Regions from separate parts of the Homo sapiens genome. Here regions 1, 2 and 3 are each linked to region 4. The links are chromatin loops, found by intact Hi-C in ENCODE. Cell type or tissue: heart left ventricle. All regions are shown on one strand.

Evidence for each region. Peaks named below come from ENCODE experiments on the same cell type or tissue, not always from the same donor. Only the 100,000 strongest peaks of a DNase experiment are listed, where the experiment ranks them.
Region 1: it touches region 4 in a loop (9-fold over the local background); 9 of 110 quality-filtered maps call a loop at or near these places.
Region 2: a loop joins it to region 4, with 7 times the contacts of the local background. A loop is called at or near these places in 14 of 110 quality-filtered maps.
Region 3: a loop joins it to region 4, with 15 times the contacts of the local background. A loop is called at or near these places in 78 of 110 quality-filtered maps.

The regions. Positions count from the first base shown.
Region 1 is chr14:69,813,989-69,821,988 of GRCh38, reverse strand. It overlaps LOC100506358 (a long non-coding RNA gene), which reads right to left. Exons shown (of 2, transcript NR_149012.1): 2 at 6,022-6,724. Among named protein-coding and RNA genes, the nearest start is that of SLC10A1, 21 kb to the right of the region's middle. In heart left ventricle, CTCF peaks have their summits at 2,909 and 3,117 (motif pointing left); no DNase peak of the experiment used is centred here; H3K27me3 peaks cover 3,298 bases.
Region 2 is chr14:70,042,589-70,050,588 of GRCh38, reverse strand. SLC8A3 (solute carrier family 8 member A3) reads left to right here. Exons shown (of 7, transcript NM_182932.3): 6 at 1,547-1,822; 7 at 4,266-6,374. The coding sequence ends at 4,642. Among named protein-coding and RNA genes, the nearest start is that of SNORD169, 68 kb to the right of the region's middle. In heart left ventricle, a CTCF peak has its summit at 4,392 (motif pointing left); a DNase peak (open chromatin) is centred at 4,378; H3K27me3 peaks cover 2,903 bases.
Region 3 is chr14:70,618,746-70,626,745 of GRCh38, reverse strand. All of the region lies in intron 2 of TTC9-DT (TTC9 divergent transcript), which reads left to right. Among named protein-coding and RNA genes, the nearest start is that of TTC9-DT, 19 kb to the left of the region's middle. RefSeq lists an enhancer at 4,405-4,524. In heart left ventricle, a CTCF peak has its summit at 4,426; no DNase peak of the experiment used is centred here.
Region 4 is chr14:70,710,006-70,718,005 of GRCh38, reverse strand. LINC01269 (long intergenic non-protein coding RNA 1269) reads right to left here. Exons shown (of 4, transcript NR_125769.1): 4 at 5,853-5,996. Among named protein-coding and RNA genes, the nearest start is that of LINC01269, 15 kb to the right of the region's middle. RefSeq lists an enhancer at 6,945-6,994. In heart left ventricle, CTCF peaks have their summits at 3,609 and 3,809 (motif pointing right); no DNase peak of the experiment used is centred here; H3K27ac peaks cover 250 bases; H3K27me3 peaks cover 884 bases.

The DNA.
Region 1 (8,000 bases), 900 kb after region 4:
ACAGCCTATTGTGGGACCTTGTGATTGTATAAGTTAATACTTAATAAACTCCCATATATATATACAAAATAAGTTCCATTCCTCTAGAGAAGAACTCTGACTAATACAAATACTGTGACAAAGAAAGGAAAATCCAGTTAGAAAACTGAGGGGAGGGGTTCCACTTTGAAGCAGCAAACAAAGCTAAAGCTATGAAATAGCAAGGATTAAATTTAGCAAGAAATAGGTGAGATGTATGCACTTATAAGTATTTAAAACCATGCCAGGCACAGTGGCTCACACCTGTAATCCCAGCACTTTGGGAGGCAGAGGTGGGCAGATCACTTGAGGTCAAGAGTTCAAGACCAGCCTGGCCAACATGGTGAAACCCTGTCTCTACTAAAAATACAAAAATTAGCCAGGTATGGTGGTGCATGCCTGTAATCCCAGCTACTCGGGAGGCTGAGGCAGGCGAATCGATTGAACGTGGGAAGCAGAGGTTGCAGTGAGCTGAGGTGGTGCCACTCACTCCAGCCTGGGTGACACAGCAAGACTCCATCTCAGAAGAAAAAAAAAAAGAAAAGAAAAAAAAAAACCTACCTCATAGATGTGAAGATTAAATAAAATTATCATACATGCATGCTTAGCCTAATATTTGGTGTGCAGTGAATCTTAGCATTTAGTAAATGGTTACTGTTACCTCTGTATAAATATATGATAGCATATATGTGATTGTATTATGTATGCTGTGATCTCGCTTTTTAAACTTAATGTTCTATGATGGATATCTTTGCAAGTCAAAGCATGTTTTTATTATCCAGGGTTTTACTCAGCACTAACACATACCATAGGCTCAGAATATACTTGTCATGTGAATAAATTACTCTTGGCTCATCTTTTTTTCTCATTTTTGTTTTTTTGAGTCAGGGTCTTGCTATGTTGCCCAGGCTGGACTTGAACTCCTGGGCTCAAGGATTCTCCACCTCAGCCTCTCTAGTACCTGATACACAGACGTGCATCACCACACCCAGTGTGCCTCATCTTTTTAAGTTTGCTGCTGGCTGTAATGGTTGCCTTGGGTTCCAGCATGCGGATGTGCTATAAATTTATAACCAGTCCTCTGTTGACAGATATGTATTATTTATTGTGTTTAAATGATTGAAAGCAACATTATAAATACCCATTAATGGGTGCAGCACACCAACATGGCACATGTATACATATGTAACAAACCTGCACGTTGTGCACATGTACCCTAAAACAAGTATAATAATAATAAAATTAAAAATAAATAAATACCCATTAATGAGAATTCTGAGTAAATTTTGTACTTCAAGTATTTGCAAATGAGTTAAAACATTTCCACACCTCTATTACTTGTAGTCAAGTATGCCTGTAAGTCATTTCAATGATTTCCTCTAATAAAAATAAAGCTATTTCCATTGCGGGGGCTACAAGCCATGATTTCGACTGCTTCTCCACTGGAAGGCTGTCATGAGTGAGGGTTCCTCAGTGGGTAAGAGAGCCTGGCTGAGCCCCTCTTCTCCATATGCCTTTGTTAGTTTGACTCCTGTCTGCTTTTCCAGGAGAAAAAGAGTGACTTTTGTAGGTAGGAAATGACCACCAAGTGAGCAGTAAACATGGTGAAAACTTCCCTAAAGAAACATAATTCAGGAGACAGCCTGGAGCCCTAACAGCCTTTCTGTGTCGGCAGACACGGTGATTCTGAGGTCTTCAAACTGGGGTGTCACAAATGTATCACCTACAAGCACATCTCCCCCAACTACCCCAGCCGCAGGGGTCTGAAGCAGGCCCACCCTGAACTAGTCAAGATACAAATGGAGACCCTGGCCCACAGCCCATCACCCTTCTCTTCCCACCTCTAACAGCATCCTCCAGCAGAGGGGCCTTGCATGCACTTCTGTATCCAGATAACCTAGTTCCCATGTCCAGCTCTGCCTACCGCCCTCCCCACTGGCTAGACACACTGGGCACACTCCAGGGGTAGAGGTGCACACTCCAGCAGCCAGGAGAACCAGCAACAAGCCCAGGGAGGCCCTGGAAAATAGAATATGGTGCAGAAAAGTGGAAGTGCAGCAGGTAGGTACTGTGGATGCCTCATTCTAAGAGAGCAGCAACTGGAAGACAGCTGGAGCGGGACACTTGGAAGGCCAGCGCCTGGACAGAGCCCTGGCTTCCTGCTGTAAGGCAACACTGGTCTGCTGCATCCGGAAGCCCAGCCAAGGCTTTTCCACATCAGCGGTTCTCCCCGATGACGGTTTGCTACCCAGGGGCCTTGTGGCAATGTCTAGAGACATTTTTGGTTGTTGCAACTAGGGGAAAGAGTGCTACTGATATCAAGGGGGTAGAAGCCGATAGCGCTGCTAAACATCCTGCAATACACAGCCCACAGTCCTTGCCCCCAAAAAAGAACTATCCAGCCCAAAGCGGCAATAGGGCTGAGGTGGAGAAAAACTGGGATACATGCATGAGTGGGCAGGCCAGCAGATTTGGGTTCACATCCTCACTCTGCCACTGGCTTGTTCTGGGACCAATGATTTTATCTCTCTGTGCCTCCGTTTTCCCATTTGTAAAATGGGGTTAATGGTAACTGTTTCACAGGGTTGTTTTGATAAATAAAAAGGACTTGATATGTAAAGTGCCTGGCACATAGCAGGCCTTCAGAAGGCACTATAGGTGTTCCTTTATTAAATGGGGAAGGAAGTGGACTTCGTATTCTTAAATGTTGCTTTATGAACCAATTAGAAGTCTTGGAATTGGGAAGAGAAGATCTGAACCACATAAGCAAGAGAAGTGTATATTATTTCAGAACTACTGTGGTTGAAAGATCAAGGGGAAATTTGGATGTATAGAAAAATCAATACGAAAGTTGTGTTTATACACAGTGCTTTAAGAAGCTGTGAATCAGGTCAAGCTGAGTTATCCCTCTGGCAGGTTTTTCCGGCTTCCACAAAGGATTATCCATATGAAAACATCTTCCTTATCCCTTCCTTCCCCCGCATCTGCACTCCGCACCCCCCTCCCCGCCTCCCCAAACACCGCTGACGGGATTGCCCTGCACCTAAGGGACAGCAGGGCAATCCCATCAGTGATGACTTACTGCCCTCTGGTGGTAGAATTTATAAGTGCAGCTGAAATTTTGTCCGTTAGTTTGATTCCGGTGAACACAGCAAGTGCCCTACCACGTGTAAAGCATCACTTATTTAACAGCGTTCTAAGAGTTACAGGAAATGTAAAGACTGACCAACCCACACTCCTTTATAGAATCAGATGGAGACATGAGGGCTTCTGGGCAGCGGATGATAACTTGGGGCCCCTTCAAATCTCTTTAACATTTGTTTGGCTGGAGAAGGGATTCTCTAATAAAACAAAAATCATGTAATCCCTTATGCTTAAATAAGGAATTTCCTACATGTACCCATGTAAAGCTTTAATCATTCACACTTAACCAAAGAAGCTCATTTACAAGCATGTAGATATAAAGCAATGTCCAAAAGGTCTCAAAAATTTTTTGTCAGCAAAATGTTTCCAACTTTCTTGTAATTTTTCTTTTCTCTTCTGTTCTCTTTTGCAATTTTTTAAATTGGGCGATTTTTTGAGAGGCAAATTTAAGAATTTTAAATGTGGATAACAAGTCACCACTTATTGATAACACTGCCAAAACTAGTCCGAAACCTGAAAGCTGTCGTGCAACTGGGTGCCCAGAGAGTTGCCCTGCCGATCCACCCACTCACGTCTCTGCTCCTGTCTTCCAGAAGCTTATCCTCCGGTGGGGAAGCCATGGCAGGGAAACAAGGAACAGAAGGGCCTATGGAAGGTGTCCTGAGGGTTTCCAGATGTTTACCAAGCACCTTCATGGAGCACACACAAATGTGGCAAACCTTTAAGGAGGAAGAGAACACTCTCCTCCAAGGAGAGGTGGGCCCCCCCAGGACAGGAAGGATTCTGATCGGGGTCAGATCAGGGAAGCCCTTGGACGTCTTGCTAAAGAATTTGGATTTTAGGCCGGGCGCGGTAGCTCACGCCTGTAATCCCAGCACTTTGGGAGGCCGAGACGGGCGGAGATCGAGACCATCCTGGCTAACATGTAAAAATACAAAAAATTAGCCGGGCATGTTGGCGGGAGCCCATAATCCCAGCTACTCGGGAGGCTGAGGCAGGAGAATGGCGTGAACCCAGGAGGCAGAGGTTGCAGTGAGCCGAGATCACGCCACTGCACTCCAGCCTGGGGGACAGAGCGAGACTCCGTCTCAAAAAAAAGAACTTGGATTTTAATCCATTTCACACTGACGGCTGCTAAATGGGGTGTGTGTGAGTGTGCGTGTGTGTGTGTGTGTAAGTAAGAGAGAGAGACAGAGAGAGAGACAAGGAGGCAGAGAGACAGAGAAGGGCAGAGCTGGGCTTTGAGAGATTCCATGTCCCATTCTGTGTGGTAGAATAGACTGGAGAGAGTAAGATTCAAGTGCAGGAGAATTATCGGTTATGAGGGTTGAACCAATTCAGCCACTCTGGATTCTTGGAAGAGAAAGGCGAAGGCAGCAGGCATGTGGGGGCCATCTCCATGCCCCTGGCTTCTGTGGAACTCTCCAGGCCCAGGTCCCTCCTCTCTGCTGCTGTGTAGTGACTGATGGGAAGGGTGAGCTCAGGATAAGGAACCAAGCATTGCAGTGCAGCCCTTCCTTTCCCCCTCCCCGCGGGGGACCTGCTTCCAGGGGGCAGCAGCCACTTAGGTCCGGTCCTCCAGGTGGTTTTTCAGGGCGTTTTGACACCACACTCTTCTGGGTTTCTGTGGCCTCACTAGTCATTCTTTACCAGTCTCCTTTGCATCTTCTTCCTTTTCCCCAACTCTAAATGCTGAAGCACCTCAGGGTTCTGACTTCAGTCCTCTTCTCTTCCGTCTTCATGTTCACTTCCAGATCATCTCCTGCAGTCCCAGCGCTATAAATGCCACCCAAACGCTGATGACTTCCATTGTGCATCCTGACTGCCTCTAAAGTCCAGCCCCATACTCCACATCTCCACCTGGATGATGAAGGGACCGCTCAACATTTGCACATTTTATTCATGAATGGCCTCTCCCCAGACGTGTTTCTTCCCCAGGATCCCTCATTCCTGGAAAACCGATAAACCCATGGCTCAGCTCTCCCTCCTTTACCCCTGATGCTCTCCTCAGCTCTATTTCAGGATCAACACAGATCCAAGCCTTTCTTGCCACGCACTGCTCGCACTCTAGTCCACTGCTGTCCACTGGAAATATCACACAAGCTACAAACACAAGCCATGTATCTAACTGTAGATTTTCTAGATGACAGATTTTAAAGTAAAATGAAGCAAGCAAGATGAATTTTAATAAAATATTTAACCCCATACAGCGTGGTGGTCAAAATACAGTGTTATTTCCACGTGTAATCAATAGTTTTAAAAATTATCCGTGTGATATCTGATGTTCTTGTTTCTGTACTAAGCCTTTAAAATTCAGTCTGTATTTTACACTCACAGCACATCTCCATTCAGACCAGCCACATTCCAAGTGCTCATAGCTAATTGGCCAATGGCTTCCATGTGGGACAGCACAGCCGTGGCCAAGCCGCCCTCAAGCCACCTTCATCTCTGGTCTGGATTGTCGTCATCTTCCTTCTTCCACTCTTAATCCCTGGAAGGCATTTCCCACAAAGCAGCCAGAATGAATGATCATGTTGCTGCCCTCTTTAAAATGTTCAATGGCCCCCACCACTCTGAGAATACAATCACAATCAGCAGTCCCCTCCACAGCCTACACCGACCAGCGTGCCCCTTCCTCCTTAACTTTTCCTCTGCCCCTTCAGCCAAATGAGCCCCAAACCAGGCCCGCTCCACTTGTTCCCTCCGCCCAGAACACTCCTTCCCTAATCCCATTCCTGAGTCCTGCACTATGCTTCTTCTTATCCCAGCCCAGAAGTCCCTTCCAAACCAGCCAGTTGCTTGCCCATTTGTAACCTGCAAGGACCTAGGGGAACTGAACAAAGGAGGCAAATGCGGGAATAAAAGACAAAGACAAAAGAGTATATTTGGAAGAAGGGTCAGGAAGCACCTTGCCTCTAGTGGACAAGGGACCTGACCTTGTACACAGCCTTCCGTATTTATTAGGCAAAAGAGATAGTGTGAAGGGAAGTGGAAGAGGGGGTCAGCTGCTCGGTCCAGAGTAGGCTTGCAAGACTGCATTCTCTGGATGTCCCAATAGATAACCTCAAGGAGCTTGGCGTCAGGAAGCAATTGCCCTCAGCAAACCTTCTGGGGCAGGCACAGTCATGAGTTTGCCCACATTCTGTATTCATGATAAACAGTTTGCTGTTTGATCGTATAGACTCAGTGGAATGTTGGTCACGTCCCATGGGCCTTTGGCTCTCTGTATATCCTCCTTTCTGTTTATGTATTAATTGAAGGAGTGTAAGGCCAGGGTGGGCAGCTCTCATTTTCCCATTGATGGTCCATCCAACTTTACAGACTGTCCCTGGTGCTCCAGTAGTTTCTCAGCCTCCTGTGTGGTTTTCTTGAGTTGTCCCCAGGTTATGGGGGTTGATGTCATGACTGTGGTCGGCCTTCTCTCCGTCTTCGCACTCAGGCTCAGCTGGCTCATGGCTCACACCAGAGGGACCGGACCCATGGTTGGCCACCCTGGGTTCCTCCAGTCTCCCATTCCATGGTTGCACACACCTTGAGGGCACCCACACGGCTTGTCCATCTCCTGTGAAAACACAAGCATACCCTCTTCTCCACGTCAGTAAATCCACCCGACCTTTCCATTGTCCTTCCAGGGATTTCCATAATGCTTTCAGATAAACTTTCCTCTTTTCCTCTAACACTTGCCAATGTCTTTCTGCTGGAGTCTTACCATCTGTACCAGGAGTCCAAAAATGTGAAGTAAATAAGGCTAAATGTAGTTTTGATTGAGGTGGTAGTTGGCCTCCTATACCCCTTTCGTCTTTTCAACATGTGTTGTAATGTTCAATGTGCCTGCTCTACAATGCCTTGTCCTTTAGGATTATAAGGAATTCCTATTTTATGGGTTATAGCCCAAAGCTATAAGAAATTTTGAAAAGCATGACTAGTATAAGCGAGTCCATTGTCAGTTTTTAATTGTTTAAGTATCCCCATATGAGCAAATGATGACAGACAATGTCACTGTACATGACCAGCTGTCTCACCTGTTTGGCATGTAGCATGCAGCATTTGAGAATAAGTGAAACAAATTAAGCAGTTCTGGGTCTAGTGTACTTTTAACTGTAGCAGTTTCCATGTGAATGTGACTGGCTACGTTTACAACATAAGCTGAATTACAGACAATGTTGATAGGATCTGAAGCTGTGAGCTGTAAAACCTGAATGACTGTAATTAGCTCTCAGCATTGCGCTGAAGCACCAGAGGTATCTAGCTTCTCCTGTGTTAGGGGCCATTGATCCACCCGCACAGGTTTGTCACTAAGCCATTCTAATGGTAAGGCAGTGGGCAGGGGAGAAATATCAATGACCTCTGTCAGAAATCCTGATTTCCTAGCCTTTTTCTATCTGTTTTGCCAGTTACTGATATCAGGTTAGGATTTTCCTGTAGGAATTTCCCTAAACCTTTTTCACTCTGATATCCATGTCCTTCAACATTTTAAATCCTGGGTTATCAAAGTTTTCATTTGTAAGTCTCATCTCCCATGCTGTAAGTAAGTCTCAGCCCCATAAACTGATAGCTATATTTGCAACATAAGGCTGAAAAGTACATGACTGCCCATCCGGACCAAGACAAGGTAAAATCTCAGCACTCTGTTGAACACTTTGAGCTGTTCCTACTTCCACTAGGGATGTAGAAGTTAATTGCAAGAGCCAGGATGTGGGCCAATTGTCTTTAGATATTACTGATACATCAGTTCCCGTATCCATAAGCCCATAAAATTTCTTTCCTTTAATTTGTACTACACAGGTGGGTCTATTAGAGGCTATGGGTCGGGATAGATAGATTTCCCATGTAGTTGT
Region 2 (8,000 bases), 670 kb after region 4:
AGTTTATAAAATGTGTTGCATTGACTCTCCAACAAAACACTCTGGATGATTCCATACCCCTCCCTCGGCATTTACTGACAGGCTCCCTCAGTAGTGACCCACAGCACAGCCGGGAGTCCTAGAAGCCTGAGGGGACTGCTGGTTGGAACAGGGACGGAAAAGGTCTCCCAACCACCATCACTATCACCTCTCAGCACCACTGAGGCCTCCTGGCCTTGTCTTTTATTGAGAGACTTTGTTGTCATAGCAACCCACAGGGTCATATCCCCAAGGCCCCAGAGCCAGAGCAAAAAGACAGCCAGGAAGAGAGGTTTGCTGCTGCTGCTGCTGCTGCTACCCCACTTTTCTCATCACCTGCTTTAGATCTTTCTAGCTCCCCCTCTGATGACCTGACTGTGCCCCTCAAGACAATAAACGGAATGTAGGCCACATCATCTACCCTGCTCCTTTTACAAAGGAGGGGACTGAGGTTCAGAAATAAGAGATGATTTACCCCAGCTTACAGATTTTCTTCATGGCAAAGCTGGAATGAGAACCCAAGTGTTCTGACTCCTGTTCTTTCAAACCCCAGCTTCTACCGGTTATGCCAAAACATGACAGAAGTTGCCGTTGGCAAGGCACAGGCATGCCTCAGCATACCCTCCCCTCCAGGGCTGCTGAGTGGGCAACTCTGCCCACATTTCCTGGCAAGGACAATCAAGGCCCATCCTGCTTTTTCCCATGAGATGTTTGGAGGAGGGCACTGGCTCTGCAGTATATTCTCGTGATCTGGAATGACAGCCATCCCTCAGGGGACAGATAATGACCAGAACCACAATGGTTATTGCAGCAGTCAGGTCAGAAAATTTGAGAGGAGCCCTGCTGGCATCCAGTGAAGAGTGGCCACACCGAACTGATTTCACTTCTCTCCTTAGACAACAAAATGCAGCCTGTGCATTCTCCTTTCTTTTTTTTTTTAATTATACATTAAGTTCTGGGGTACATGTGCAGAACATAGAGTTTTGTTACATAGGTATACACGTGCCATGGCGGTTTGCTGCACCCATCAACCCGTCATCTACATTAGGTATTTCTCCTAATGCTATCCCTCCCCTATCCCTCACCCCTGACAGGCTCCAGTGTGTGATGTTCCTCTCCCTGTGTCCATGTGTTCTCATTGTTCAACTCCCACTTATGAGTGAGAACATGCAGTGTTTGGTTTTCTGTTCTTGTGTTAGTTTGCTGAGAATGATGGTTTGCATCCTCCTTTCTTTCTGCTCCACTGTCTTGTCCCTCTTAATCTCCTTCTTTCTTCTCTTCCTTATTCCCTGGCCCTCTCTCTCCCACTCTACCTTGGTGCCCTGCATTCAAATTGACCTATGAGGCAGCCCAAATTGTTTCCCCACTATTTTCTGGCACGCTGGCCCTGGCCCCCACCAGCTGCCCAGAAGACAGCTGGAGTCCCCTTCTAGCGGATGATGCCTGTGGTGCGGGTTGGGCTTGACTTTCTCATGAATGATTATCTGACTTCGTTACCCGTTCTCTTGCCTGTTTATCTTGCCTTCAGCAGGGGATGAGGATGAGGATGAATCCGGGGAGGAGAGGCTGCCCTCCTGCTTTGACTACGTCATGCACTTCCTGACTGTCTTCTGGAAGGTGCTGTTTGCCTGTGTGCCCCCCACAGAGTACTGCCACGGCTGGGCCTGCTTCGCCGTCTCCATCCTCATCATTGGCATGCTCACCGCCATCATTGGGGACCTGGCCTCGCACTTCGGCTGCACCATTGGTCTCAAAGATTCAGTCACAGCTGTTGTTTTCGTGGCATTTGGCACCTCTGTCCCAGGTGAGAGTGAGAGGTGCTTGAATTTGCAAAGAGGATTTTACCTGGTTCAAATGACCCCTGGACTCCATCTCATTATCTTCCACACCATCTCAGATCTGAACTTAACAGAGCCTCTGCCCTTAAAGTGCACAAAAGTCAATCAAAGAGATGAATAATGACATTAGTAATGACAGCTAATATTTCTTGAGCACTTTCAATGTGACAGACACCATGTGTGTTCAGCAATTTACACATTTACATTTTCCCCCTGTAATGTTTCCCAAAGCCCTATTAAATAGGGTAAGTTATTATCCCCACTTCACAGACAAAGAAACTGAGGCCCACAGAGGTTAAGCTACATGCCCAAGTAAGTGGTCCAATTTCTTAACCTCCACATTATGTGAGTAGACCACAAACAGTGAAATTAAAAGAATGTAGATATTGTTCTCCTTCTATTTACCTCTGGCGATCTCTGAGAGGTTAAAGATTAGCCAGCTCAAAGATATCAAAGGAGAAATGCCCACATACATTCTTGGCCTCCTCTACTTGGAAGGACACTGTGAGTACAAAGTATCTCCTAGCAGGACAGCCAAAGGAAGTTCCACAGCTTTTATCTTTTTATAGGATGAATTACATACTCTTTCTTTTTCTTAGGAACACTCAGAGACAAACAGAAAGGAGCGGACATTCCTTTACTCATTGAACAAATATTTACTGAGCACCTATTATGCCTGTTACAGTATTGTGCTAGTTTTTGGGACTATAGTGAAAGGCAAGATACACATGCTTCCTTCTCCACGTGGAGTTTATAATCTACTGAAGGAGGCAACTCTCAACTACTGTAATTAAAGTTATCTTGTTAAATCCTAGGAAGAAAAAGAAAAGGTACTGCATACGGAAGGAAGTTGGGCCTGAATGTAGGAGTTAGCAGGTAGACAGGGGCTGCACTAGCCCAGGTTCTTTACTTAATTCAGTTAGGGGCTTTGGGGCCTCTGAACTCTGAACTTCTGCCAGGGAGCTGGCATCCCAGTTGCCCCAGAAAGAAACAGAGCACATCCTCCTGCAGGGAAGTTAGGCTGAATCTCATCAGACAGGACTTTTCTGGCTGGGCCAAGGGAAATCTTTCCTGTACCAAGCAAACATATCCTTCAAGAGAGTAGCTGAATTCACATCAAATTCTAGGAAAACCTCTTTCCAAAACCCCAGCGCAGGCCAGCGGTATTATTTGTCCATTAGTGATGCAAGAGATTTAGCTATCGTGGAAATGCATCAGAAGGTTGGAAATTAGATGGATGATCCCAGGAAGGCCTGTGGATGAGATGCCCTGTGATCTCTGTTCTCCAAGCCTTGGGGGACCTGAACTATCAGAGGGGAGGGAGGAAATATGGGGGAAAGCATAGAGGTGGGAAGAAATATCAGAGGATCAGAAGCAAAAAACAACAATAACAACAGAAACAAAAACAAACAAACAAACAAAAAAACAAGGCCATAGGCAAGAAAGGGTAAGAGGTTTTCTCTGGGAGATCTAAAAAAAATGGCAATAATGAGGTAAGCCAGGCAGATACCTTTGGGCATCTCCAAGTCCTTGCAATTGGCCAAGACAACAGCTAACAACATTTGAGGCTTTAAGAAGGTTACCCTGTGATCCACTCATCTGATTTAGTGGCTTTGGCTGAAGCTCTTTGGATATAGTTGAAGGTATGGAAAGGGTCCTTACATGAGGACTTTAGGGTCAAGTCTCTTGCTAACATCCTATGTGACCTTGGGTAAATTCTTTGACCCTTATTTTTCTTACCTGTAAAATAAAAGAATTGGGCTAGATGTCTCTGACAGTCCTCCCTGTATCTACAATCTGTGCCAAGATCTAAAGTCAAACACCCTGCAAGGCCCTGTGATACATATATAAACCACAAAGACAGAGCCCCGTCTTCCTTGAGTCCACAGTTCACCCTGCATGTCCCCATCATGGTTCCCCAACATGTCCTCTGTCCCCAAAATCCAGCACCTCACCCAGTGCTCAATCAGTAGGCATTGCTCAATAACTGTTGGTGGTTCGTGAATAAATGCCCCATATGACAGTTAAAATCAGGCATCTACTCCAAGCAGCTTCCCAGGGTGTCAAGGTTCCCTGGGGAGATATTATGGGATGGCAAACTTCCCTTACTGAAAAAGTAGTCAAAGGAGAACAATAAGCCCACTCAGTAAATATCAGAACTGGAAAGCCCTTCAGAATCTTTCAGATCACTGCAGATGAGGAATGGGAAGCCCAGACTAGGGATGTGACCTACCCAGGGCCACACGGCTTGCTTGCGGCAGAACTAGGAGTTAGGAGTGGCCCCCTAGCCCTTGTCTCTCATTCCTGGGTTCAGCCCACCAGCTCAAGCTGCTTTTTGGGCATACTGGAAGACAAGCCCTGCACACCTTAGCCTCCTACCAGTTCCCATGTGTCTTTGTCCTTTTCCAGATACGTTTGCCAGCAAAGCTGCTGCCCTCCAGGATGTATATGCAGACGCCTCCATTGGCAACGTGACGGGCAGCAACGCCGTCAATGTCTTCCTGGGCATCGGCCTGGCCTGGTCCGTGGCCGCCATCTACTGGGCTCTGCAGGGACAGGAGTTCCACGTGTCGGCCGGCACACTGGCCTTCTCCGTCACCCTCTTCACCATCTTTGCATTTGTCTGCATCAGCGTGCTCTTGTACCGAAGGCGGCCGCACCTGGGAGGGGAGCTTGGTGGCCCCCGTGGCTGCAAGCTCGCCACAACATGGCTCTTTGTGAGCCTGTGGCTCCTCTACATACTCTTTGCCACACTAGAGGCCTATTGCTACATCAAGGGGTTCTAAGCCACACAACAGAGCCTCCAGCAGGGCAGGCCTAGGACTTCTCCTAAGAGAAGGGCACTTCCCCACCAGTGATCTCTCCCGACTGCACTGCCCTGGAGAGGCAGCATCAGGACCTAAGCCCCAGGAACTTCACCCAACTTAGGCCCTGGCAATTAACTGAAAGGGCAAAGTCTTAATCAATCAAACAATGGAGGAATCACCGACTTTACACAGTATTTAATTGAATACAAACAAGCAACAGCAACAAATCCACCTCCACCCCATCTCCCCCTCATATCCCTGACCCAAAGCAAAGGTCAGAGCCTTTCGCCTCCTTCTATTCCATCTTTTGATTATTCCTTTGCCTCTCATTTCTTTGGAAGCAGGGTTTCTCCTCTCTGCCCAATTCCATATGTCCCTATTATCTCACTCAGCTGACAAGACGTGAAAATGAGTCACATTCATGTGGCTGGGGTGGGGTTCTTTTTTCATTGTAATCATTATTGTGGTTGCTTTCGTTTTGCCATTAGGTTTTGCTTATTATTTTGTTTTGTCTTTTTTTTCTGAAGTGAGTGAAAAAGGTGCCACAAAGGAATTCCAGGTCCGAGCCAACAGAGAGAAACATGAATTTTTAGACACATGCTCTCCTGCCACCTCTTGGCTCCATCAAGATCCAGTTCCCCATCTCACTGTTTTCTCTGAGTTCTTGGGAGGAGTGATGGTGTTGGGGTAGAAATAAGCTCACTCACCCACGCAGGGTACTAAAGATCTTACAGGAGCTTCAACTGGAGCAGGAGGAGCTTTTTATGCTTATGTTGAATCAAGTCAGATACAAAAAGCAATTGTCCCTCTTTGCCCAAGCCTTTCCAATTCTGTGTGTCTTGTTGTGTCAGTGTCCACTTGTGTATCCTTCTGCAGGAAGACCCGCCAAATAGAAGAGATGGGACAAAAATAGGAATGGTGTGTGACGACAAAGGGCTACTGGAAGAACAAAAGGGATACAGGCCTTCTTGATTATCTTTGGCTTTGTACCTGAGGCAGGAGAGAAGAGATGTCCAACCAGTGAGATCTTTAAGAGAAAAGTTTGTATTTTAAATGTCAATGTGCCTGAGAAATGTCAGCTTCACCACGCTCTTGCTTCCTAATGCTCTATACAAAGAGGGCTGACTATATTTCTTGAAGTGGTGTAAAAACTTAGAGATTTTATAAGAGAACCAGGGGCTCCCTTCACCTCTCCTGGTCCCTCAGGTCACATATGAAAGCATTTTTACAAGATAGGAACTGGAATTCCTCATTTCTCCCATGTTCCTGCTTGTTCTTAAACTTCATGAAGCTATTTTTCCAGCCTATGGGGTAGTTCTTGCTCCAGTAAGAGGAATCTTAGTTGTCATAATCCCTTGGAGCCTGGGTTTTTGGAGAAAGAGATCTCCGTGCCCTACAGACCTTTTCTCAACGAATGTGGGAAGGACCTGGCTTTAAAACACGCACACAAACACACAAATAAACAGACATAAGATGTCATCACGAAACTGCCCACGGATCTTTAGGCTTTCTGCATTGACATAAATACATTTTCTAAGGGGGGGGGGGAAGAAATTAAAAAACACCTGTTAATTTTAAACACATTTTTTAAGAAAAAAATAATTAAAAAAGAAACAGTGCTCATGTCATAAGCTATGTTGACAGTTGCCAGTGGAAATGTTGGGTTGGTTCAAAAAAAAAATAAAAGCTATACTATATCTCTCTACATACAGCTTGCTTCTACCTGTGTTTCTTCAGTGAAAGGTCCAGGGGGCCACTGTGGGCTTCTTGTGAGGAGACGTGACTCAGGTGAAGGTGTCACCTCCTCTCACACTCAGGTGCCAATGTGTCAGACCCAGTATATTCTAAGCAAAAATACTTCAGGAAAATGCCACTTGTCAAAACCTGGACTTTGCGAAGTTGGAAGATGTAAGTAGTAGTAAAAGCTGTGGTAATTATGGAGGAAGGAGGTTTCTGTATCAGAAAGGCATTGGCCGTGACAGACTCCAGCTAGGAAAACAGTGCCCTGCACCTATTACCAACAGACATGTCTTCACTCATTCATTTACTCATCATTCATTCAACAAAAAATTTAGGAGCATGTTGAATATATTGAATGACACTCTGGTGATACAAAGAAGAGCAAGACATAGTTCCTGACCTCAAGAAACTCACAGTCTAGGCTGGGCATGGTGGCTCATGCCTATAATCCCAGCACTTTGGGAGGCTGAGGTGGGTGGATCGCTTGAGGCCAGGAGTTCAAGACAAGCCTGGCTAACAGCTCTACTAAAATTTTTAAAAGTTAGCCAGGCATGGTGGCACATGCCTGTAATCCCAGTCACTCAGGAGGCTGAGGCACAATAATTGCTTAACCCAGGAGGCAGAGGTTGCAGTGAGCCAAGATTGTGCCACTGCACTCCAGCCTAGGCGACAGAGCAAGACTCTCTCTAAAACAAAACAAAACAAACAAACAAACAAACAAAAGAACTCACAGTCTACATGGGGCAAGTGATCAAGAAGCCCACTAAACTTGTTCAAAGAACAGGGGCAATACTGCGAAGGCCTGGTGGCAGGATCTTGTGGAACCCAAGGCAGGAGGCACAGCCAGGCCGTAGGAGCCTGAAAGCCATCAGGAACTGAGCCCACATTCCCTACCTCCCCCAAGCCACCTGGCCTCTCTCACCCTTGCTTCCCTCTGCCCATTGGGCCCATCCTCTTCCTTTATCTCCCAAGGTGCTTCCTCTGATTTATTTTCTTGCACATAGCCCAGCACAGTCACCAGCCCTGACACTATATCATGACCTCACAGCTTTGATCACCACAATGAACTGGAACTTCCCTCTTTTCCTCTGAGTGCAAATTCTCTATCAAGAGAATATGGTCAACTCTCCATCTCCAGAGGGCCATTCTGAGAAGGCAGAATCCTTTGTAGAAGGCAGTCACAGTGCCTATGGACTGGGTGCTTTGTGTCAAATGTTCACTTCTGGTACAAACAACCCAGGTGTGGAGAGGAGGGTGATGATCACATTGTAGGTACTATTGCCCCTTCTAAAAGCCAAGTGATGGGAAGAGGTTTATGATGCATGTGGACACCAAAGTGCAAATGCTAATGGCAGTCCTATGCCCTGAACACTCTAAGAGTGACCTAAACAGAATGCCATGGGAACACAATGGAAGGAAACATTAACTCAGCCTGGAAGAATTGGGAAAGACTTCACAGAGAATGTAACAGGTAAGTAGGATCTTGAAGGAAGATGAAATCATGATTTACTTTGGTGAGGGGCTTCATATTGAAGGATGGACAAAAAGTGAACAGCACATTCAAAGGCACAAGGGTAAAGCATGACACGGCACAGTC
Region 3 (8,000 bases), 91 kb after region 4:
TTTGATAACTTTTATTTCTTTTTCTTACCTAATTGCTTTGGCTAGGATTGCCAATCTATGTTGAATAGAAATGGAGAGAGTAGAAATCCTTGTCTTGTTCCTCATCTAAGAGGAAAAGCTTTCAGTATTTCACCACTGAGTATGATTTAGCGGTGAGCTTTTCATAAATGACCTTTGTTTTGTTGAGGCAGTTTCCTTCTATTCTTAGTTTGTTGAGTTTTTTTTTAATCATGAAAGTATGTTGAATTTTGTCAAATGCTTTTTCTGCATTGAGATGATCATGTGTTTTTCCCCTTTCCTTCTGTTAAGTGGTGTATTACATGGGTTGATTTTTATATGTTGAAGTATTCTTACATTTCAGAAATAAATCCCACTGGGCTATGGTGTGTAATTTTTTTTAACATCTGACTGAATTCAGTTTGCTAGTATTCTCTCGAGGATTTTTGCATTAATATTCCTCCAGGATATTGGTCTATAGTTTTCTTTTCTGGTGGCTTTTTTTTTTTTTTTTTTGGCTTTAGTCTCGGGGTAATGCTAGCCTCATAGCCTTATAGAATGAGCTTGGAAGTATTCCCCATCTGCCATTTCTTAGAAGAATTTCAGAAGAATTGGTGTTAATTCTTTAAATGTCTGATAGAATTCTCTAGTGAAGCCCTCTGGTCCTATACATTTCTTTGTTTAGAGGTTTTTGATCACGAATTCAACATCTTGTTATTGATCTTTCATATTATCTATTTCTTCAGTATTTGATTCAGTCTTGGTAGGTTGTATCTTTCTAGGAATTTATCTGTTTCCCTAGATTATCCAATTTGTTGGTGAAAATTGTTCATAGTATTATCTTATAATTCTTTTCATTTCTGTCATATTGATTATAATGTACCCCCTTTAAAAAATTTTGTTATGTGAGTCTTCTCTTTTTTTTTTTTTTAGTATATCTAGCTAATGGCCTGTCCATTTTGTTGATCTTTTCAAATACACATTCTTAGTTGTATTGATTTTTCCTATTGTTTTTCTATTCTTTACTTTGTTTACCTCTGCTCTAATCATATTATTGTTCCTTCTCATAGCTTTGGGTTTAGTTCTTCTTTTTCTAGTTTCTGAGTGTAAAGTTAGATTGTTGATTTGAGATCTTTATTCTTTTTTAATGTACGCATTTACAGCTATAAACTTCTGTTGTGGTGGACCCATATTGATTCCATTGATTCACATTGATTCACAGAGGCTGAAGAAGAGACCAGAGCCAGCGAACAAGACATAGGGTTTATTGGGGACTTATGCACACAGTCGTCCAGGACCAGTGAGCTGGACAGGCAAACCACTCCCATTTGTATCATGCATGTTATACCACATTTTCATTACACTCCCATGTAAATCATGTATGTTATACCACATTTTCATTTAGCAACCTCCACTTAACAACCTCCACTTGGTAACATCCATTTAACTCAAAACAAAGGGCCTTGATCCCCTGTACAGCCTACATTCGAAGGGATGGACCAGGGGTTTGGATGTTCTTCATAGTTAAGGAGTGAATTTCCAGGTTGGCCACTCCTGAATTCCTTAGCTTGAAACTCTGAACACACATTCTTCCTAGACCATAGGGTCATTCTCAGGGTATGCTTGAGTTATTGCTGTCACATGTGTCTGCCATACAACTTCCCTCTTAGCACTGTTTTCACTGCATCCTGTAAGTTTTTGTATGTTGTGTTTTCATTTGCAGTTTTCTCAAGGTATTTTCTAATTCCTCTTATGATTTATTTTTTGGCACATTGGTTGTTTAAGAGTGTGTTGTTTAATTTCCACACATTTGTACATTTTGTACATTTGTGGGTTTTTTTACAGTTATCCATATGAACGACTTTTTTTTTTTTTTTTTTTTTTTTTTTGAGACAGGGTCTTGCTCTGTCGCCCAGGCTGGAGTGCAGTGGCAAGATCTCAGCTCACTGCAACCTCTGCCTCCCAGGATCAAGTGATCCTCCTGCCTTAGCCTCTTGAGTATAGGCATATACTATAGGGACTATAGGCATGCACCACCACACCCAGCTAAGTTTTGTATTTTTGGTAGAGACAGGGTTTCACCATGTTGCCCAGGCTGGTTTTAAACTCCTGGGCTCAAGCAATCCTCCTGCCTCGGCCTCCCAAAGTACTGGGATTACAGGTATGAGCCACCATGCCTGGCTGAAAACATTCTTTGTGTGATATCAATGTTATTGAATTTGCTAAAACTTGTTCTGTGGCCTAATTTGTAGTCTCTCCTGGAGAATGTTCCACGTGCATGCAAGAAGAATTTATATTCTGCTGTTGTTGGATGGAGTGTTCTGCTTATATCTGTTATGTTCAATTGGTCTATAGTGTTGTTCGAGTCCTCTTACTGATGTTATTGATGTTATTTGGTTGTTCTACTCATTATTGATGTTATTTGGTTGTTCTATTCATTATGAAAGTGACCTTTCTCCTTTTAATTCTGCCAAGTTTTGCTTCATATGTTTAGGAGCTCTGATGTTTGGTACATAAATATTTGTCAGTTATATCTTCTTAGTGAATTGACCATTTTATCATTACATAATGTCCTTCTTTGCCTCTTGTAACAGTCTTTGATTTAAAGTCTATTTGGTCTGATATTAGTATAGCCACTGTTGCTCTATTTTGATTATCATTTGCATAGAATACCTTTTTTCATCCTTTCACCCTCAATCTCTGCATGTCCTTAGATCTAAAGTGAGTCTCCTGTAGAAAGGAAACAGTTGGATCCTATTTTTAAAAACTGATGTAATCAATTTCTGTTTCTTGATTGGGGAATTTAATCCATTTACAGTTAAAGTAATTACCTATAGGGAAGGACTTACTATTGCCATTTTGTTCATTGTTTTGTGTATGTCCTATAGCTTTTTTCTTCCTCATTTCCTCTGTTATTGTCTTCCTTTATATTTCATTTTTTTTTGGTAGCAATGTGATTGGATTTACTTCTCATTTTCTTTTGTGTATATTCTATAGCTTTTTGTGGTTACTATTCTAGTTATGTAAGACATCTCAAAATGATAGCCTTCTACTTTAAATTGATAACAGCTTAACTTCATTGCAGACAAAATTCTGCTCCTTTGCAGCTCTACTCTCCCCAGATATTACTGATGTCATACACTACTTCTTTATACATTGTATACTCATTAACACAGATCTATTTTTAAAATATTTCTGTCATTAATATTTTATGCACAAAAATTATAACAGTATAGGTTTCTATATTTGGCTATGTACTACCCTTACCAGAGAACCTTCTATTTTCATATGGCTTTGTGTTGCTCTCTACTGTCCTTTCATTTCAACTTGAAGGACTCCCTTTAGTATTTCTTATAGAGAAGGTCTAGTAGTAATAAATTCCCTCAGCTTTTGTTTATTTCAAAGTCTTAATTTCTTCGTAATTTTGGAAGAACAGTTTGCCAGATACAGTATTCTTGGTTGACTATTTTTTTCCTTTCATCACTTTGAATATATCATGCCACTCCCTTCTAACCTGTAGTTTCTGCTGAGAAATCTACTGATAATCTTATGGAAGTTTCCTTTTATGTGACAAATTGCGTTTCTCATGCTTTCAAGTTACTCTCTTTGTCTTTGACTTTAGAGTTTGATTACAATGTGTTTTGGTGTGATTCTTTTTGGATTTATTCTGGTTAGGGTTCTGAATTGAGCTCTTGAGTCTGTATGTTCTTCTTTTTCCTCAGATTTAGGAAGTTTTCAGCCATTATTTGTTCATATAAGCTCTCTGTCCCTTTCTCTCATTCTTTTTCTGAGATTTTAATAATACATATATTAGGCTACTTGATAGTGTTTTGTAAATCCCTTGGGCTGTCTTCACTTTTCTTCATTTTTTTTCTTCTTGCTCCTCTGACTCAGTGACTTTACATGATCTGTCTCTGAGTTTGCTGACTATTTCTTTTGCCTGATCAAGTCTGCTGTTGGATCCTTCTACTATTTTTTGTACCGTTATTATATTTTTCAGCTACAGAATTTGTTTGGTTCTTTTTTTATAATTTCTATCTCCTTGTTGATATTCTCATTTTGTTCGTGCATCATTTCCCTGATTTTATTTAGTTGCCTATCAGTGTTCACTCGGCCCAGTGTTTGTTATCTTTTAGATAGCATCTTTATGATAGTGTTTGTTATCCTTTTGGTAGCATCTTTATGATAGTTATTTTAAATTCCTTTTCAGGCAACTAGTAGATCATATTTCTTCAGAATTGATTTCTGGAGTTTTATTTGATCCTTTGTGCCAAATTTCTCTGTTTCTTTGGATGTCTTAAAATGTTTTGCTAGAACTTGGCCATTTGAAGACCTTTCCTAGTCTTTGGCTTCATACAGGGAAAGACCTTCACCAATCAACCCTGCTGGAGGATCTAGGACCTCTCAAACCTTTTCTGATCTCTTACTCCTTCTGGTGTCTGCCTGTGGAACTGCGACTCTAACCTGCTACTCACCTCTGTTTTTAGTGGCTTCCAAATGCTTGACCTGGTCCTGTCAGCACTGATTTCTGTTAGGTGAGACAGAAACTAATCCCTTGGGCAGCCCCCAGATAAGCCAGAACATTCAATGCATGGCTCATTCTTCTGTTTCCATCCCTGAGGGTGGAGCCTTGGAGTAAGGGGTTTCTCCAAAGTTGCTCAGGTTTATGCCACGTAGAGGAAAGGACACAGATGGGCATGCCAGATGTTGCAAAATTGTCTATCCATTTTGCCAGAATCTCTTCTTGGTTTTACAATGACCTGGGTGCTGTAGCTTTTCAACCTGTCTCTAGAGTTCATTCTGACCTGTATATTGTTAACTCAGTGTCCCTGTGGGGAAAGGAGGGCCTGTATCTTCCTATTCCACCATCTTGCTGACAACACTCCCTCCCGCTAAAGTCTTTCCATCTATTCCCTTTGGATTTGAGTACCTGAATGGTATAATGTGGTTCCTTTGGTGTCCTAATGTTGAAACTAGGATGTCATCAAGGTTTGATGTGTGAAAGGGGCATTTCAGACCCAGCAATAGAGACCTCTTTCTGAACAGATGGCTATTTCCATGTTCCTCAAATCACTCTCTTGACTACCACACATGTTTGAATTGTGTGGGATAGCTCTGGTTGCCCTGTGAAAACTGTGGAATATGCGTTCATAATCATGGAGCTCCTGCATATGGCCAGATTTCCTTTCCCTTCTCTTTTACCCAAGATGTTTTCAGATCTGCAGAATTGCATCTGAACTCCTGCAGATTCTGCTAGTGCTCCAACAGTCTGTCACCAGCCAAGCTAATCATCCATTATTTATTCCCTGTTCTTGCATTCTGCCCCAGCCCTCCCATAGGTAGAGATGCTGAGACTTTGTTGGTAAACTCAGGACTAGAGTGTGGGCCAAGGAGGAAGGTATTTGGGCACAAGGGTGGGTAGGACAGAAAGAAAAAACTAGGATGAACATACAGCTTCATTTCCTCTTAACTCTCTTACATGAACCAGATAATCTTACACTAGGAATGTAAAATACCTGACTTGTCAAAACCAGAAACTCAGGGCTCTCTAAACTCCTCTAGTAAATAAAAGTTTAGGCTCACTGGTGGGGATTAAAGAGGCTGTTTAAGGATAATATTAAGAGAACCATAAAAGTACATATTATACCACAGACAGAATTTATTAACAGTTTCCCTTCTTTCTTTACCTCTTTCTTGTTTTTCTTCTTCGAGTCTTTTTTTTTTTTTTTTTTGAGATGGAGTCTTGCCCTGTCGCCTAGGCTAGAGTGCAGTGGTGCAATCTCGGCTCACTGCAACCTCTGCCTCCCGGGTTCAAGCAATTCTCCTGCCTCAGCCTCCTGAGTAGCTGGGATTACAGGTGTGTGCCACCACACCCAGCTAATTTTTGTATTTTTAGTAGAGACAGGGGGTTTCACCATGTTGGTCAGGCTGGTCTCAAACTCCTGACCTCGTGATCTGCCCCTCTAGGCCTCCCAAAGTGCTGGGATTACAGGCGTGAGCCACTGACCGGCCCAAGTCTTTCTTTACTTTGTATTTGCCAGCAACTAAGTTGCGTCTTAGTTGATAGATACATTCTATCTTCATTAAGTACTTTTCTGTGCTAAGAAGTAAAGAGACTGCATTGTTTTAAGTTGGCTGTTACTTAAGTTTTAAAGTGAATTCCCTCTCTTCTTCTACATACTAAGTTGGCTCTGATAATGCTACTACTTTGTAATATGGGTTCATAATCATGGAGCTCCTGAATATGGCCAGATTTCCTTTCCATTCCTATTACAAAGTAGGAATGCTACTACTTTATAGCATTATCAGAGCCAACTTAGTATGTGGAAAAAGAGAGGGAAGGTCTAAAGAAAAATTCAGAATCAGAATTGTTAGATCTGAATTGTGGGGCTGAAGAGCAGTTCAAAGTTGTTGTGGGAATTGGGGCCTATCAGACAGTTAGAGGGAAAGTACAAAAAAAGAGGCCAAGTGTTCATTTTCTAGTCTAACCCATTAGCTTAGAGACTTTGGGGAGTACCATGCTCAGGATTTATTTAAAATATTTTTTTAAAAATTATGGTTACTTCCTTTACCAATCCTCTTTCAGTTAAAAAAAAAAGCCAGAGAAAGGTGAAATATTTTTCTTTTTTTTTTGTCCCAATATATCTGGGGTTTGGAATTCTTCCTGAGCACTAACAAGGAAATCTAGCCAGGCTTATGCTTCTGTGAGCCAAAAGAAGAGCCAATAGAATACTGCTTGGTGAAGCAGAGGCTGCCATTGGCAAAGGAGGCTTCTGCTGTATGGAAAGGTGCTAGATTTTTCCAGAATCTAGCTAGGGAGTGTGGGGTGACTCAGCCCTTTTCCTGTACCTTTAGGGTTGAAAAATAAACCTTTCTGCCTCATTTTGGTCCTGAGCCAACCTGTGATGGTTCACCTGCCCCTTCCTTCTCAGCTACTTCCAATGATTAGGCCAAAGAACTTGTTAAACCAAGTTGAATATAAAGTTTCTAAACTTAAATATCCTAATATTATAAAGTCAATATATAATTCAAAGCCATAATTTTAGCAGTATATCTTATGTGAAATGAAGTGTGATAAGCCACCTTGGTACAGGAACACATCACGGAATCTTTGTATAGATGGCCGGGGGTGAGTAAGAGAAGAGGGTCCTTAGAGGTCACCTAGGCCAAAGTGTGGTAAGTACAGTGAAGTCTCTGAAGTTAGACTTTTCATATTCAAATCCTGGTTCTACCACTTGTCACTTGTGTGCATTGAGCAGGTGACAACTTCTCTAGGCTTGAGGTTCCTTGTCTTAAAAATGGGGACAATTGGCCGGGTGCAGTGGCTCATGCCTGTAATCCTAGCACTTTGGGAGGCCAAGGTTGGCAGATTGCTTGAGCTCAGGAGTTTGAGGCCAGCCTGGGCAACATGATGAATCCCCATCTCTACAAAAAATGCAAAAAAATTAGCCAGGCATGGTGGCTTGTGCCTGTAGTCCCAGCTATTTAAGAGGGCTGATGCAGGAGGATGAGTTGAGCCTGGGAGGTTGAGGCTGCAGTAATCCATGTTTGTGCCATTGCACTCCAGCCTGGGTGACAAAGTGAGACCCTGTTTCAAAAAATACAATACAATACAATACAATACAATACAATACAATACAATACAATACAGTACAATACAATACAATACAATACAATACAATACAATACAATAAAACTGTTGGGAGGATTAAATGCTAAAATCCTTGTCAAGTGTTTTCATTGAATTTCTAGGGCATAGTAAATACTTCACACAAGTTAGTTATTGTTGAGGTAAGTATTGTCACTGACACAAGTAAAAGATTAAAAAAAAAGGAGCCAAGATAACATTGTTGTTAGAGTATCGGCTCTGTGACCTTGGGAACACTATTTAACCTCTCTAAGCTCCAGTATCCTCTCAAAGCATTGTTGTTAGGCTTACATGAGAGAATATTGTCTCTATTTAGTTTAATATCAGCCTAACATCAGTGGTTACTATCTAGTCA
Region 4 (8,000 bases):
TAAGTGGTCAAATGTGAGGGAAAGAGACAAGGCAAGATGGGAAAGAGAAGAAAGGAATAGAGATCAGATTCCATCCCCTAGAAGATGATAGTCTCCCTGGTGAGACTGAACACGCTAGGATGCAGTGGAGAAGGGTACCAAGCACCACGGGACACCTGTAGATGGAGGGACATCCTGAGGGCCATGGCTAGTGTGGAGTGGCCCGATAACGTAGCACCGATTCCCACCTAGTTCTATACTTTACCCAACCTGAAAAGAAAAGACTCATCCCTCCAATCCTCTGACAAATGGTTATCGAGGGATGACTCTGGTCCCAGTTGCAGTGTGACTGGCAAATTCCAGTTCTGTGTGGGACCAGACAGGTCAATGAGTGAGGCACTCTTATGACAGTAAGATGCAGTGGGGAATGGTGCTGTAAGGAAAGGCATTCCCCATCTAAAAGCATGTCCTTAACTAATGCTCAAACACATCATCTCAGTGTTTTAAAACCCCTGAGGGTGAATGGGACAGAAAATGACTGCCACTTTTTTGGAATTTGCCATCTAGTGGGAAAATCAGCTTACCCAACAATTAAGGCACTATGATAATCTATATTTCAATATCTATCTATCTGTTAATGTCTATCTCTGTCTCTATATCTGTATTTCCTATATGGAGAGAGGGAGCGAGATAGGCACAGATAGGCAGACAAGAGGTGGGAAGTGGTGTCCCAGTTGAGACCTGGAAGATGACTAAGACTTAAATAGTCCTGGGAGTGGTGTTAATGGGGAAGCCAGGTGTTGGGAGCAGCTGTGTGAAGGGGATTGGATTTTATCCTCTGCCAGCTCACTTATCTTAAATTCCTTATCTCACAGAGCACTTTGTTCTTGCAGCCTTTTCTTTGTGATAAGCACTAGTGTTAGGCAATAACTGGTAGGGAAAAAAAGATTAATTTTTACATAGGTGGGAGATGAAGAGGGTGCTTCCAGCTGGGTTCTGCCTGTGCTATTTAGTTTGCCCTGGGGTGAGGAAAAAAATGTGTCTCTCAGGACACATTCTATGCAGAATCAGAAAAGGAAATGGAAAATAACATGTGGGGTGAGAGGTTTAGGAGATAAATTTCAGGCATAGGGGATCTTTTCTATGCTCCTATCTCTGAGCAAATGATATTAAAGTCAGAATATAACAGCCCCTCCCTCCTTCCTCCTACAACCCATCTTGGGAGTTTTGTCCCAGTAATGTAACAGTTTTCAATGTTTGGCCCGTCGATCCCTGGAGATAGGGGAGGTCAAAACTATTTTCACAATAACACTAAACTGTTGTTTATCTTTTTCACTGTGTTGACATTTGCACCGAAAAGCACGGCAGGTCAAACTCCTGGCATCTTGGGACAGGCAGAGACAGCAAATGGGACAGCACTCCTTGTATTCTCCATCACCAGGCGCTTGAAGTAATGGGAATGCCAGTTTCACTTAAGAATGCCCTTGATAAAGCAATAGTTACTTAGTAACATTACTATGTTAATTAAATCCTGACTCTTGCTTAACTATATCTTTTTAACATTCTCTGAGATGAAATGTGAAGTCACATCGTCACATCAAGTATTTCTGCTGTGTATTGAACTACAAGTTTGCCTGGAGGAAAAGCACATATGTGATTGAGTTGCGAGCTGAACTAGCTGCCTTTTTTTTTCTTTTTCTTTTTCTTTTTCTTTTTCTTTTTTTTTTTTTTTTGAGACGGAGTGTCTCCCTCTGTCACCCGGCTGGAGTGCAGTGGTGTGATCTTGGCTCACTGCAAGCTCTGCCTCCTGGGTTCAAGCGATTCTCGTGCTTCAGCCTCCCAAGTAGCTGGGATTAGAGGCACGTGCCACCACACCTAGCTAATTTTTGTATTTTTAGTAGAGATGGGGTTTCACCATGTTGGCCAGGATGGTCTCGATCTCCTGACCTCGTGATCAGCTCACCTTGGCCTCCCAAAATGCTGGGATTACAGGCGTGAGCTACCGTGCCCGGCCTTTTTTTTTTTCTTTTTTAAATGAAACACTGTTTTTACTTGAAAGGATAATTGTCAAGCAAACTATGGTTATTCAGGATTGAGTATTTCACAGATATTTTCTTGCAAGTGAACAAAGTTAGCCTGTCACTTCACTGAAAACAACTGTATTTGTTGCCAACGATGAAATTCAAGCTTTCAATTGAAAATTAGAATTTTGGAAAATTTTTGTCTATCATGAACTTGACCCTTCCCTTCCCTTCCCTTTCTCCCCTTTTCCTCTCTTTTTCTTCCCTTTTTCCTCCCCTCCTTTCTTCCTCCCTGATAGGATCTTACCCTGTCACCCAGGCTGGAGTATAGTGGCATGATCAGGACTCACTGCAGCCTTGACCTCCTGAGCTGAAGCAATCCTCCTGTCTGAGCCTCCGAAGTAGCTGGGACTACAGGGACTGCAGGCACACGCCACCACACCCGACTAATTTTTCTTTTTCTTTTCTACTTCTTTTTTTTTTTTTGGTAGAGACGGGATCTTGCTAAGCTGGTCTGGAACTCCTGGAGTCAAGAAATCCACCTGCCTCAGCCTCCCCTGCTGGGATTACAGGCATGAGCCCTCACCATACCTGGCTTTGGCAGTTTCTTGGTACCTAAAGACTTTTTTAGGAAATTGGTAACAGTATCAGTCAATGTGATTTTTTGATGTCATATAATGAAATGTGTCAACACTGAAGATCTGTATAACTCGAGGAAGCAATATTTCCCAAATGGCAGTGAATGAGATTACAAAATCATGCATGCAAAAATGCATTCAAAGTCGAAGATAGAACAGCAGGTTTTAACATAACAGTACCAAAAGTTCATGGATGTGGTTTCAGATTCTCCATTCCAGCTAACTTTTAAGAAACCATAACTTGTGGAGTTTTGGAATAATATCAAAGAAGAATACCCACAATGATCTTAAAAGGCTATTAAAATACTCACTTCTTTTCCAACTACATATCTGTGTGAGGCCAGATTTTCTTCATATGTTTCAACTAAAACAAGATATTGGAACAGATTGAACACAGAAGCAGATATGAAAATTTAGGTGTCTTTTAAGTCAGACATTAAAGAGATGTGCAAAAATGTAAAATAATGCCACTCTTCCTAAATTTGTTTTTGTTTTGGAAAATACAGATTTTTTTATTAAAATTTGTTATTTATGTTAAACATTTATTACTGTTATTTTTAAATGGATCAATAAATGTTTTCCAAAAGTTTTCAGTTTCATTTTTCTTTTTTTCTTTTTAGAGATGGAGTCTTGCTCTGTCGCCCAGGCTGGAGTATAGTGGCACAATATCAGCTCACTGCAACTTCTGCCTCCTGGGTTCCGGCGATTCTCCTGGATTGAATGCATTTTGAATGCATGATTTTGTAATCTCATTCACGGCCATTTGGGAAATATTGCTTCCTTGAGTTATACAGATCTTCAATGTTGACACATTTCATTATATGACATCATTTCATTATATGACATCCATTGATTCTCCTGCCTCAGCCTCCCGAATAGCTGGGATTACAGGTGCCTGCCACCGTGCCCCACTAATTTTTGTATTTTTAGGAGAGACAGGGTTTCACCATGTTGGCCAGGTTGGTCTGGAACTCCTGACCTCAAGTGATCCGCCCACCTTGGCCTCCCAAAAATGCTGGGATTACAGGCGTCAGCCACCGTGCCTGGCCAGTTTCATTTTTGAATAGGATAACTGTGATAGATATGACACATACTCAGGTGCTCTTTGGGGTCTTCAATCTTTTTTTTTTTTTTTTAAAGGGTACTGAAACATTTGAAACACCACCAGATGGCGCTGATGAGACCAAAGAACAGATTTTGTGTGCGTGAGAAAGGAAAAGATGGAGAGAGAGAGGGAAAATATGAAAGTGGGATCATAGTAGTGAGTTTTATGATGTGAAATTTCCCAATGGCAGTGATATTTGTAGTCGCTATAGGGAAAAAGTGACAGGCTTGGGAACCTAATCAATAGGTTTCTACAATCTAAATTAGATGAGTAGATTTATGCCAAATAATATGTTGGGCCTTTTTTTTTTTTAACTTCCTCTAACAAAAGCTAAGCACATTCCTTGGAGGAGTTCCCTGCAGCCTCAGAAACTCAGCAGATTAAACTGAAAGGGTTCAGTCTTTTCCATTTTGTGTTGCTAATAAGATAACATGAATCTCTGAGGCTTAAAGGTGAAATTTAGGCAGAGTCATTCCAGGAAGGAGTGTACTATAGAAACCTCACAGCCTGCAGCTTATCCTCATGGGTCCTTGGAAGCCCTAAGTGGGGAGGAGGAAGTTGGAGTGGAGGCTGCTGAGGTGGGGACGGGAGAGGCTGCCTCTGAGATAGAGTTAGCTGGGTCTCTGGGTGACAAAATTGTATAAACGGCAGAGCTTTGTGTGAGGAACTATAAACAGGCATGGGAAAACTTGGAGCCAAATTTATTTTTCTTTCAAGGGCTGTCGGAAATAGCTGACAAAGGCCAGAATTCTTTTCCAGAGCTGAAGTTTTTATTGGCAATGCTCTTTTAAGGGCCACTAATAAGAAGAAAAGCAAGAGTCTGACCTGAAGGTTGGCTTCATAAGTGGGTTTATGAGCTGCTGAAGAAGTGGGTGCAGTGGGGTATCAACCCTCCCTCCCCTGCAGGCTGGGGGGGTACTCACATATTCACAAACACTTTTGGGAAACCCACTATGTCTGCACTACGCACTATGCAAGGTGCTGGAGCTACAGCGGAGACTGAACTAGACATGGTCCCTACCCTCAAGAGGACTTGTTTGACAAAACAAAGTCAATACTGAAGAAATCTAAACATTTTCATGCCAATGCCCCCACCCCCTACCCTGCCCCACAACTGAGTTTTAAAGTGTTTTCCTAGTCCACTCGGCTCATTCTCCGGTAAAACATAATCAGTGCAACTGGCCCAGTCAAATGGCAGGTTTTCCACATGAAGATGAGAGTCAGCATGATACTGAAAGGGGCTCAGAAGGGCAGGGGTGCTGCTTCACCTTGACTGCCTTTTCTTCTTGCCCTTCCCCCTTCCTGCCCTTCTTCTTCCTACAAATATTTATTGAGCATCTGCTAAGTGGTACATGTTGAGACAACAAAGTTGGACAAGACATACTTTGTCCATAGCCCGGTATGTGGAGCTTACATGTATGTAAATGACAATAAGAAGGGAATTGCAAATTGTGGTTAGAGGTATGAAGAGCATAGGGGATGGAAACCAATTTGAGATAAAGATGGTCAGATAAAGTCACTACAGGAAAGTGATTTTAAGTCAGGATTTCTTAACTTTGGCACTTCTGATATTTTGGGTCAGACAATTCTTTGCTATAGGGGACTATTCTGTGCATTGCAGAATGTTCAACAGCATCCCTGGCCTCTGACCGCTGGATGCCAGTAGCACCCCCTGACTTCCACTTATGACAACCAAAAATATCTCCCAACATTGCCAAATGTCTCTTAAAGGGCAACACTGCTCCCTTTTGAGAACCGCTAATTTAACCTGAGACTTAAAAATGATGAGCTCATCCAGAGAGGATTGCACTGAGGGTTTTATAGGCCACAGTAAAGAATTTGGGATTTATTCTAAGTAGAAGGCAATCAGCATTTTCCACTGGGGTGTCATTACCTACTGTGAATTTTGAAGAGATCATTCAGGCGGTGGAGTGGAGGATGGATTAACTGGAGTCATAGACAAAGTCACAGCAGTCATAGGTGGCTGTTGCAATTGTCCACCCAAACCCAAGAAATGATGGTGGCCTCAGTTGGGTGTTGATACTGGAGATGAGGAGAAGATTAATGTTCAACATTTTCAATGTTTCACATTTCCAAGAACATCCAGGTCTTGCCAATAGATTTGATGTGGAGATTCCATCCCTAAGAATACCCCCACAGTGTTCTCTTTGCTCCCTGAGTTCATGGTGCTCTGTCCCTCATGATTCTGCTTGATGGTGAGTATTTCTTAAGCAATGGTTCCTGCTCATAAACCTGGAAAGGTAGAGAAAGCAGCACTGATTAATGAATGAAGGCCAATCACGGCTAGATCCCAATACTTCACTTCCAACTTTCAAAGCCACTGATGAGGCAAAATCCACTCAGCATCCCCAATGTAGTTGAGGAATCTTGTGTTCCTCAGTAGGGATTAATGGAGGCATAGTTATCTGGAAGCTCAGAGTGGGAATAAGCAAAGCTGTTGGTTTGCATGACACTTGGCCATGGGCCTCTTGACAGAAGCTGGAGGGTGACTGACAGGCATTTGGGATGTGGGGACTGAGGCTCTTTGGTGAAAAGCAGTGTTCCCAGGAAAGTGGGTGAGCAGCAGGGACAAACTCTTAACAACATATTAGAGGCACAAGTAAGGCCTGTTTGTGAGTTTGTTTTTAATTGCATAGAACATGGTTGCCAGGATTTTAAATTGTAGTGCTCTAAGCATGTAATTAAGCGAGAAGGCTTAGTTGGCACCAGTTGGGATCCCAAGTTGTTGATGCAGCTTATGATAATGATCTTCTGATATTAAAATTCAGAAGCTGAGTGTGTGTATGTCCCAAGCCCTATTTGTATGTTTTTCCTCTGGGCCTCCAAGCTCCAGGTAAAAATAATCAGGCTCCTTAAGTGTGTTTTTCATTGTTGGTGTGAAAATCCCTGTCTAGGTCTCGGTCTGGCTTGTGGCAATGAGGTTCAGGTGAAGAGGTTTCTGGATCTGAAATAAAGGTCGATCATCTCAGCCCAGTCATGAGCCATCCCAGTCACTAAAATGCTCCATGCAATCTCTTCTTCTGCCTAAAATCACAGGATTTTAGAGCTGGGTGTGAACTGAGCAATTATCTTCTCATTTTCTATATGAGAAATCTGAGGGCCGGAGTCATGAACTGACTTCCTCAAAGCCACTCAGCTGATGCATGGCATCAAGAAATAAACAGGGGCCAGGTGCAGTGGCTCACACCTGTAATCTCAGCACGTTGGGAAGCCAAGGCGGGTGGATCAACTGAGGTCAGGAGTTCGAGACCAGCCTGGCCAACATGGTGAAACCCCATCTCTACTAAAAATACAAAATTAGCCAGGCACGGTGGTGGGCCCCTGTAATCCCAGCTACTCGGGAGGCTGAGGCAGGAGAATTGCTTGAACCCATGAGGCAGAGGTTGCAGTGAGCCAAGATCACGCCATTGTACCACTGCACTCCAGCCTGGGTGACAAGAGCAAAACTCTGTACAAAGAAAGAGAGAGAGAGAGAAAGAAAGAAAGAAAAAGAAAGGAGGGAGGGACGGAGGGAGGGAGGGAAGAAAGAGAGAGAAAGAAAGAAAGAAAGAAAGAAAGAAAGAAAGAAAGAAAAGAAAGAAAGAAAGAAAGAAAGAAAAGAAAGAAAGAAAAAGAAAGAGAAAGAAAGAAAAAGAGAAAATAAAAGAATCAGGCCTGGAACCCAGCGCAGAGTCCCTTCTTGTGTAACCCTGAGGTCCCTCACTGAGCTCCAGAGCAGTCTCTCACCCTCCCTCCCCTACCTCCTTCCACATAAATTTGCACCCTCTTTGAAATCAGTGGCTTGTTTTCCCAGTCTTTCTGCCGGAAGTGTGATGGCGACCCTGCTGCAGAGGTTTCACGGAGAGAAAGAGGGAGCATCACAGCTCGGTAACCAAAATGCAGTGTGAAATGGTAGGAGACAGTTCACTCTTCAAGTCATCAGGGAGACATTTCACCTGGCACAAAGGCAGCTTACTTAGTGGACCATAATGGCCTGGAAGAGTTCCTGCCCCTCCCTGAAGTGAGCAATTTCCTCTGTTCAGCTCTGTCTGCACTGGCCCATTATATCCTAAACACACGGTGCGTTTACCTAGCAATTATCTGGAGTGGGAGCCAGCCCTTTCAAGAGGTCCTCTTTGATCCTTCCTAGGAATATCCTGGGAGGTGGGTGGGCAGACGGAGGGCCTCTTGCTGGAGGAGGGAAAGTAAGGCACACAGAGGGTTCCAACAGTGTCCCGGAGTCAGGACTGGGTCTCT